Regions from separate parts of the Homo sapiens genome. Here region 1 is linked to region 2. A link is a contact called in ENCODE Hi-C or POLR2A ChIA-PET data. All regions are on one chromosome and are shown on one strand. The core of a region is the stretch at or near the end of the contact, and the rest is flanking DNA. Distances in the headings are between cores, read along the strand shown.

Region 1 (2,808 bases), core at 154-2,653, 84 kb after region 2:
GGCTTAGGGAGGGCGATGACCCCTGAAGGATCACAGCACACAGCAAGCCTTCCAAACCCCAGTCCCCACAGCCCAGCTTCCAAAGACATTTTTTTTCTGACCTGCCAAATGCTCATGATCTGAAGCACAATGGAAAAGGCAGGATGCAAAAGCAGGCATTCAACACAATCCCAATTTTCTTAAACAAACTGGGTGGAAATGCACGAAAGTACTAACATCAGTGTGTTCTCAGCAGAGGGGCTGGAGCTGACTTCATTTTCTTCTTTACATTCTTTAGTATCTTTTTTTTTTTTTCAGCGAGTTTTTTTAAAAAGACCAACAGCTCTGAGTTTTCTAGAATGAATGGGAACAGGAATTTGTAGAACCAAATTCTGGTTAATGGAGAGTTGCCATAGATACGGTGTGGGGATTACACATTCCCCAAGATCCAGAGCATAACACAATAATTCTGGGCCTGCTGTGGCCTAGGCCTCTCTTCCCTTCTTTGTTGAGGATTCAGTAGGCTCCTCAGGCCCCGGGGTCCTCCCTGGGACATTTCCACCTGGCTCGTTGGGGAAGTCAGTGCTCTGGACGGTGTGCACCCCAGCAAAGGGCTGTGGGGGGTTCCTGGAGCTGGGAGTTGACTGGGCCAGGGCTCATTGGGAAGCATGTCCATGTGTGTGCTATGCCCTCCTGCCCAGTCTCCACTCTGGCCCTCACTGGTCCCTGCCCCACTCCGCCCTCCCCTCCCATCTGAGACCTCCCTCAGACTCACACCACCCCACCCTCTCCTGCTCGCAACCCATGGGCTTCCAAAGCCACAAGACCAGATTCCTGCCCTCCCCTGAGCTGGCCCCTGCCACCATCTATCTCCAGCACCCGCAGTGCTCTCCCAGGCCTCAGAGACAGTGGCTCCTTTCCTGCCTCCACACCTTTGCTGTCTGCTGCCTGGAGCACCGATTCCTGTGCCAGGCTGTGGCCATCACATGGGGCCTAACAGTGCCGCCGCCTGTGCGCCTGCCTGTCATCCCCAGCAAACCCTACCACGCTGCCTGCTGGGGTCCCCGCCCTGGGCCTCGCACAGTGCAGTGCTGGGGAATCCATCAGCAGTGCTCTCCGCCTGCCTTGGAGGTGGGGCTGGGTTGAGGCCCCAGCACGCCCCAGTGCTGACGCCCAGAGTTCGGCAGACAGAGCAGAGCCACCTCCTGCCCAGAGAGCACCCTGGGTCTCTGGCCTGAGAAGAGCTTACAGCTCCTTAATAGAAGCAGGCCTCGGACGCGCCTGAGTGACACCACGCCTGGCTGAGAGGTGGTGGCTCGCATCAAAGCCTCATTTTTCTTCTTCCTGTTAGGCGCTGAAACAATTTACATAGAGCGCCCCACATGTGTCTGCGACAAAGATGCATCTTTCTCATAACTGGCAGGCATCCTCCCTCGGCTTCCCAGACACCCCCATCAATGCCTGGCCCCCTTCCTTAGGAGTGGGGGTCTCAGAGACATGAGGCTTGGGGAGGCCAGCCAAAGTAACAACTAGGCCATATGTTTCTTAAAAACAAAACCCAACAGCCCTTAAGGGCTTGGGGGTGGGGAATGCATCCTGCAGGACCAGGACAGCTGCACGGGACACTACAATGTGAGTTCACAAGAAGGCCGCCTGGCTGCTCAGGGGCTGGCCTGGGCACCTCGGAACCAGGCCTGGACCCCAGGTCTTCCCTGTGATGAATCCAAGTTCAAAGGCACCAGCTCCAGCACCTACCGCTCAGGCTGGGAGGCTCCAGGGGCAGCTCCCAAGAAGCCCTGTCTTCTAGAACCAGAGCCTGAAGCCCCACCATTCTCCTGGCTTCATTCCAGGCAAAGGATTACCCATGCTTGGCTTCTAAGAAATGCCACACCCCAAGAGGGTAACAGGGTAAGTCTTACCACCCCTGTGAGCGATCAGCACTGGGGCCCTTCATCCTGTGTGTCCAAGAGTGGGGAACAGAGGCAGGCTGAACCCCAGCCCGAGGCCCCAGGGCAAGTGGTCCCCTCCCCTGACTTAAAAGATGGGCCGTCTTCCCTCTTGTGAAACGGGTGACTTGCAGGGAGATTCCTCACACGTGTACCTGGTGGAAGTGAGTTCAGTGCATTCAAATATTATACAACTATTCTTGCCTGTGTACTAGAATGTGCTATAACACCACCGTGTGACTCACACAGTAAGGCCTACGTCTTGCCGTTTGGGGCTGCACACTCAGCCTCATGTGTCTGGGCCTTGCTTTACACGATTTTCATCTTGTGTGTACAATACAGACCCCCAAGTCGCCTGGAAGACAAGTCCACGCTGGGGATGTTTCTGGATTCTGAGGTGGAGGAGCCCTAGGGCTGGGCCCACATACCTTCCCCTCCACCTCCTGCCTGGACTGTACCTCGGTCTCTTCTGTGTGTCCAGTAGAGGCTTCTTAAATGCAAATGAGACCATGGCAGTTCCACTTCCAAGGCACACATTGAATGGGAACTCCACATACAGGAACCAAACAATGTGTTGGAGAATGTTCACGGCAGGTATATTCACAAGATCCTCCAACTATTTTAGTTTTCAAAAAAATGTTTGAGAGATGAGGTCTTGCTATGTTGCCTGGGCTGGTCTCAAACTCTCCTCCCGTCTCAGCCTCCCAAAGTGCTGGGAATACAGGCGCAAGCCACCGAAGATCCTCCGATTATAAACAATCCAAGTGTTCATCAAAAGTAGGAGGGAGAAATAAGCTGTGGCATATGCACACAATAGAATACTACACAATAATGAAAAACCACTGCCACACACAGCACAGATAGGTCTCATAAATAGTAAAAG
Region 2 (2,816 bases), core at 103-2,602:
CCAGCGGAGCACGCACCTCCTCCAGTTCCCCTCTCCACTCAGAAATGCACCAGGACGCATTTCAAAATCTCTTCAGCGGAGCAAACAGACCCCCTGCATCCCCCCGGGGCTGGTGCTGCCCTGCCCTCTGAGCACCTGTACCCCGCTCTGGGCAGGCTGTCACTTGGCCTTCCCTGGGTTGGGCTTGACAGCGGACTGTCATAGTGGCTGAGTTCAAAATCAGCCTGCGTGGCAGCGCCTTCCTGAAGTTAGAAGGTGTTTTGCAGCCCCGGGCTGAGAGGCCCCGCAATGTGAGAGTGGACACTCATAGTCAAAAAGTTCTCCATTTCAAGAACGCGTACAGCCACCTTCCTTACCGCCGGCCCTGCCGGGAGCCTGCTTCTTATCATTTGCACCTCATTGCTTTCCTCACCTGCCATCTCACACGTGGCTGCCCTGTGTTGCCCCTGTGTGCTGTGCCAATTGTGTTTTTTTGCTCTGTGTACATTTTGGTTTTATTTGGGGTTGCTGTTGATGATTTCCTTTGTTCCGGTGTTCTGTCTCCCCTCGCTGGCTGTGTGGGGGCTGCCTGGCCCGCTGCTTGCCGCCTCCATAGATCCCCGTTGCGCAGCCATCTGTCATGGACGACATTGAGGTGTGGCTCAGGACCGACCTGGTGAGACTCGACTTTTCTATTTCATCTGTGGGGTGTGGAGCGGCAGAGGCTCTTCTGAGGACAGGCCTTGGGGGAGCATCAGCAGGGGCTCCACCCCTGTCTGGGTCAGTGGAGAAGGGAGGTCTGGGCAAGCTCCATAGCTGCCCCTCCTCCCCGACATCAGCCCATAGCTGTGGGTGCTGCAGTGGCCTCCCGGCCTGCGGAGGCCAACTGTGCTGGGGGCAAGGCCTTGGGCACAGCCTCCTTCACCCACACAGTCCTAGCCGTAGCTGGCTCCAAAACACACACTTGCCTTCCCCCCAGTATCTTTTCCATTTCAGATGTATGTGCCGTGCTTTGGTTTTTTGGGGGAGGGAGTGTTGGGGGAGCATGTTTTTTGTTTTGTTTTGTTTTGTTTTCATTTCTTTTTTTTTTAATTGTGAAGTATACACACAGTGCTTTTGTTTTTAATTGGCTGTCATCCCCCTCCTCCCTTCCTGATTTTTGATGTAAAAGAACCCCTGCCCCAAAGACCCATTGTCTCCATCCTCAGAGATAGGGCTAGAAGATGAGGATACTATGCATCTGAAAATGGCAACAGGTCCCAAGAAAGGAGAGCTGCAGTGGCTGCATGTGATAACTGCTGGCCCCTCCCTCTGTTCTTTACAAAGCACTTTCACTCTCAGCAGCCCAGTAGGGGGCCAGGGTGGCGGATGAAGAAGTGCACTCTGGGAAGTGGCTTGCCCAGAGTCATGGGGTAGTTGGATTCTCCCCCAGAGCTGGAGACACCTCATCTCCCTCCTAGGTGCCTCCTCTGTAGGGGGCCTTGTCCCCAGGCAGAAGAGCCTGTTGAGTTCTTTAACCACAGGGTCAGCCTGGCTGTCTGTGGGCTGGTGACCTGGCTACCTCCCACACCAGGACAGCAGGCCTCAGGTTGGGGCCTCTGGCTGCTCTGGGCCTCCTCCCCAGAAGGTCAGCTTTCCAAACACATGCCTTGCCAAAGAAGGCAGCTGCCTGGGTGTCAGGGAGGAAGAACACACCCCGGGACATCTTTCCCAAGGGGCTGTCTCGAAAAGAAATTGCTTCTCTCACAGAAGCAAGGCAGGAAGGACCAAGGTCCTTAACTTCTAAGGGGGACCCCAGGGTCCAGACAGGGAGGGGATGTGTCCAGTAAGGCTACATAGCAGGTCAGTGGTAGAGTCAGGAAGGAACCCAGGTCTCCTAGCCCAGCCCAGGGCTTTGTCACTTCCCCATCCTGCCCCTTCCCAATGAGGCCCTGCACATGCTGCTCTTCCCCAGTCCCCAGGGAACCCCATGAGCTCAAGACACTACCATGTTCTCCAAACAAAATCAAGTCTGATGCACTTTAATTTTTGAGTGCACAGAGCCTCCATGGCTCCTTGAGGAGCCAGCAGCAGATAATATAATCTGGGCCACGGGAGGAGGCTGGTGCAGCTCCCAGGAGGCTGCAGGACATGGCTTCTGGAGGCACAGCCTCCACTCCCAAAGTACCTACTGAGTGACAGGCCCTGTGCTGTGGGCTTTGTGGCCCTGAGCCATCAAGGCCTCATGCGGTTTCCAGCTATTGGTGTCAACAGCGTCTTCCCAGAAACCCTGTGGCTGGCAGTGAGTGGGTGTTGTGTTGGGCACACGTGACCCTGTGTGTGCTCAGGCTCAGCCCCCTGTGGCTACTGCTCTGTGCCTCTCCCTAGAGCCTCAAGAGTGCCAAAGGTGGGGTCCCGCCCTCTGCAGCCCAGGCTGGAGAACCAGCCTGCACCGTTTTTGGAGTTTTCTTTCCAGCCTTTCTGGAGGATCAAAACCTAAAACATGTTTGAATTTTTTGCTTTTGTTTTTTAAAAACAAAGCTTCTGTTTCTCCAATAAGAAGAGCAGTATTTTACTATTACAGAAATCTGGAAACAGGGAAAATTAGGAAGTTTTGTTCAGGCTACCCTGGGCAGTGCTGTCCTAGGGTGGCCATGGGCAGACAGAGGTGGCTGGGCGGGCAGTGCTTGGACCAGTGCCCTAATTTCATTTTCTCTGCTCCTCCCACAGAAGGGTGATGATCTGGAGGAGGGTGTCACAAGTGAAGGTATGGCCTGGCCAGTGGCCTTACAGCCCCCTTTTGTTGCCTCTGTGCAGGCTGCACAGGAGCCAGCCCCCATCATCTTGGAGCCCCCGCT

What was found. A loop is a pair of places that touch in the nucleus more often than their neighbours do. ChIA-PET counts read pairs that join two places held with the same protein, here RNA polymerase II (POLR2A). Pooled maps may share reads with other maps.
Region 1: a loop to region 2 is called in a map of heart right ventricle, with 2.0 times the contacts of the local background. The contact joins the promoter of RAI1-AS1 here to the enhancer-like site in region 2. A Hi-C loop is called at or near these places in 5 of 168 maps with a recorded cell type or tissue (CD4-positive, alpha-beta memory T cell, CD8-positive, alpha-beta T cell, PC-9 and 2 more), 6 of 37 single-sample maps with no recorded cell type and 14 of 50 pooled maps. POLR2A ChIA-PET finds 5 or more read pairs at or near these places in 9 of 52 experiments (BJ, activated CD4-positive, alpha-beta memory T cell, activated T-cell and 4 more).

Annotation. Positions count from the first base shown.
Region 1 is chr17:17,764,897-17,767,704 of GRCh38, reverse strand. RAI1-AS1 (RAI1 antisense RNA 1) reads left to right here and starts at 1,403. Exons shown (of 2, transcript NR_130894.1): 1 at 1,403-1,887. The region is part of intron 2 of RAI1 (retinoic acid induced 1); the gene reads right to left. RefSeq lists an enhancer at 1,380-1,439.
Region 2 is chr17:17,848,732-17,851,547 of GRCh38, reverse strand. It overlaps TOM1L2 (target of myb1 like 2 membrane trafficking protein), which reads left to right. Exons shown (of 15, transcript NM_001082968.2): 13 at 596-655; 14 at 2,689-2,725. Among named protein-coding and RNA genes, the nearest start is that of SREBF1, 13 kb to the right of the region's middle. RefSeq lists enhancers at 1,279-1,573, 1,395-1,654, 2,156-2,816. Within about 2 kb of position 1,352, at least 28 of the 41 ENCODE cell types and tissues checked have a DNase peak (open chromatin) inside an H3K27ac peak, as active enhancers do; they include CD8-positive, alpha-beta T cell and heart right ventricle, where a contact is called at or near this core.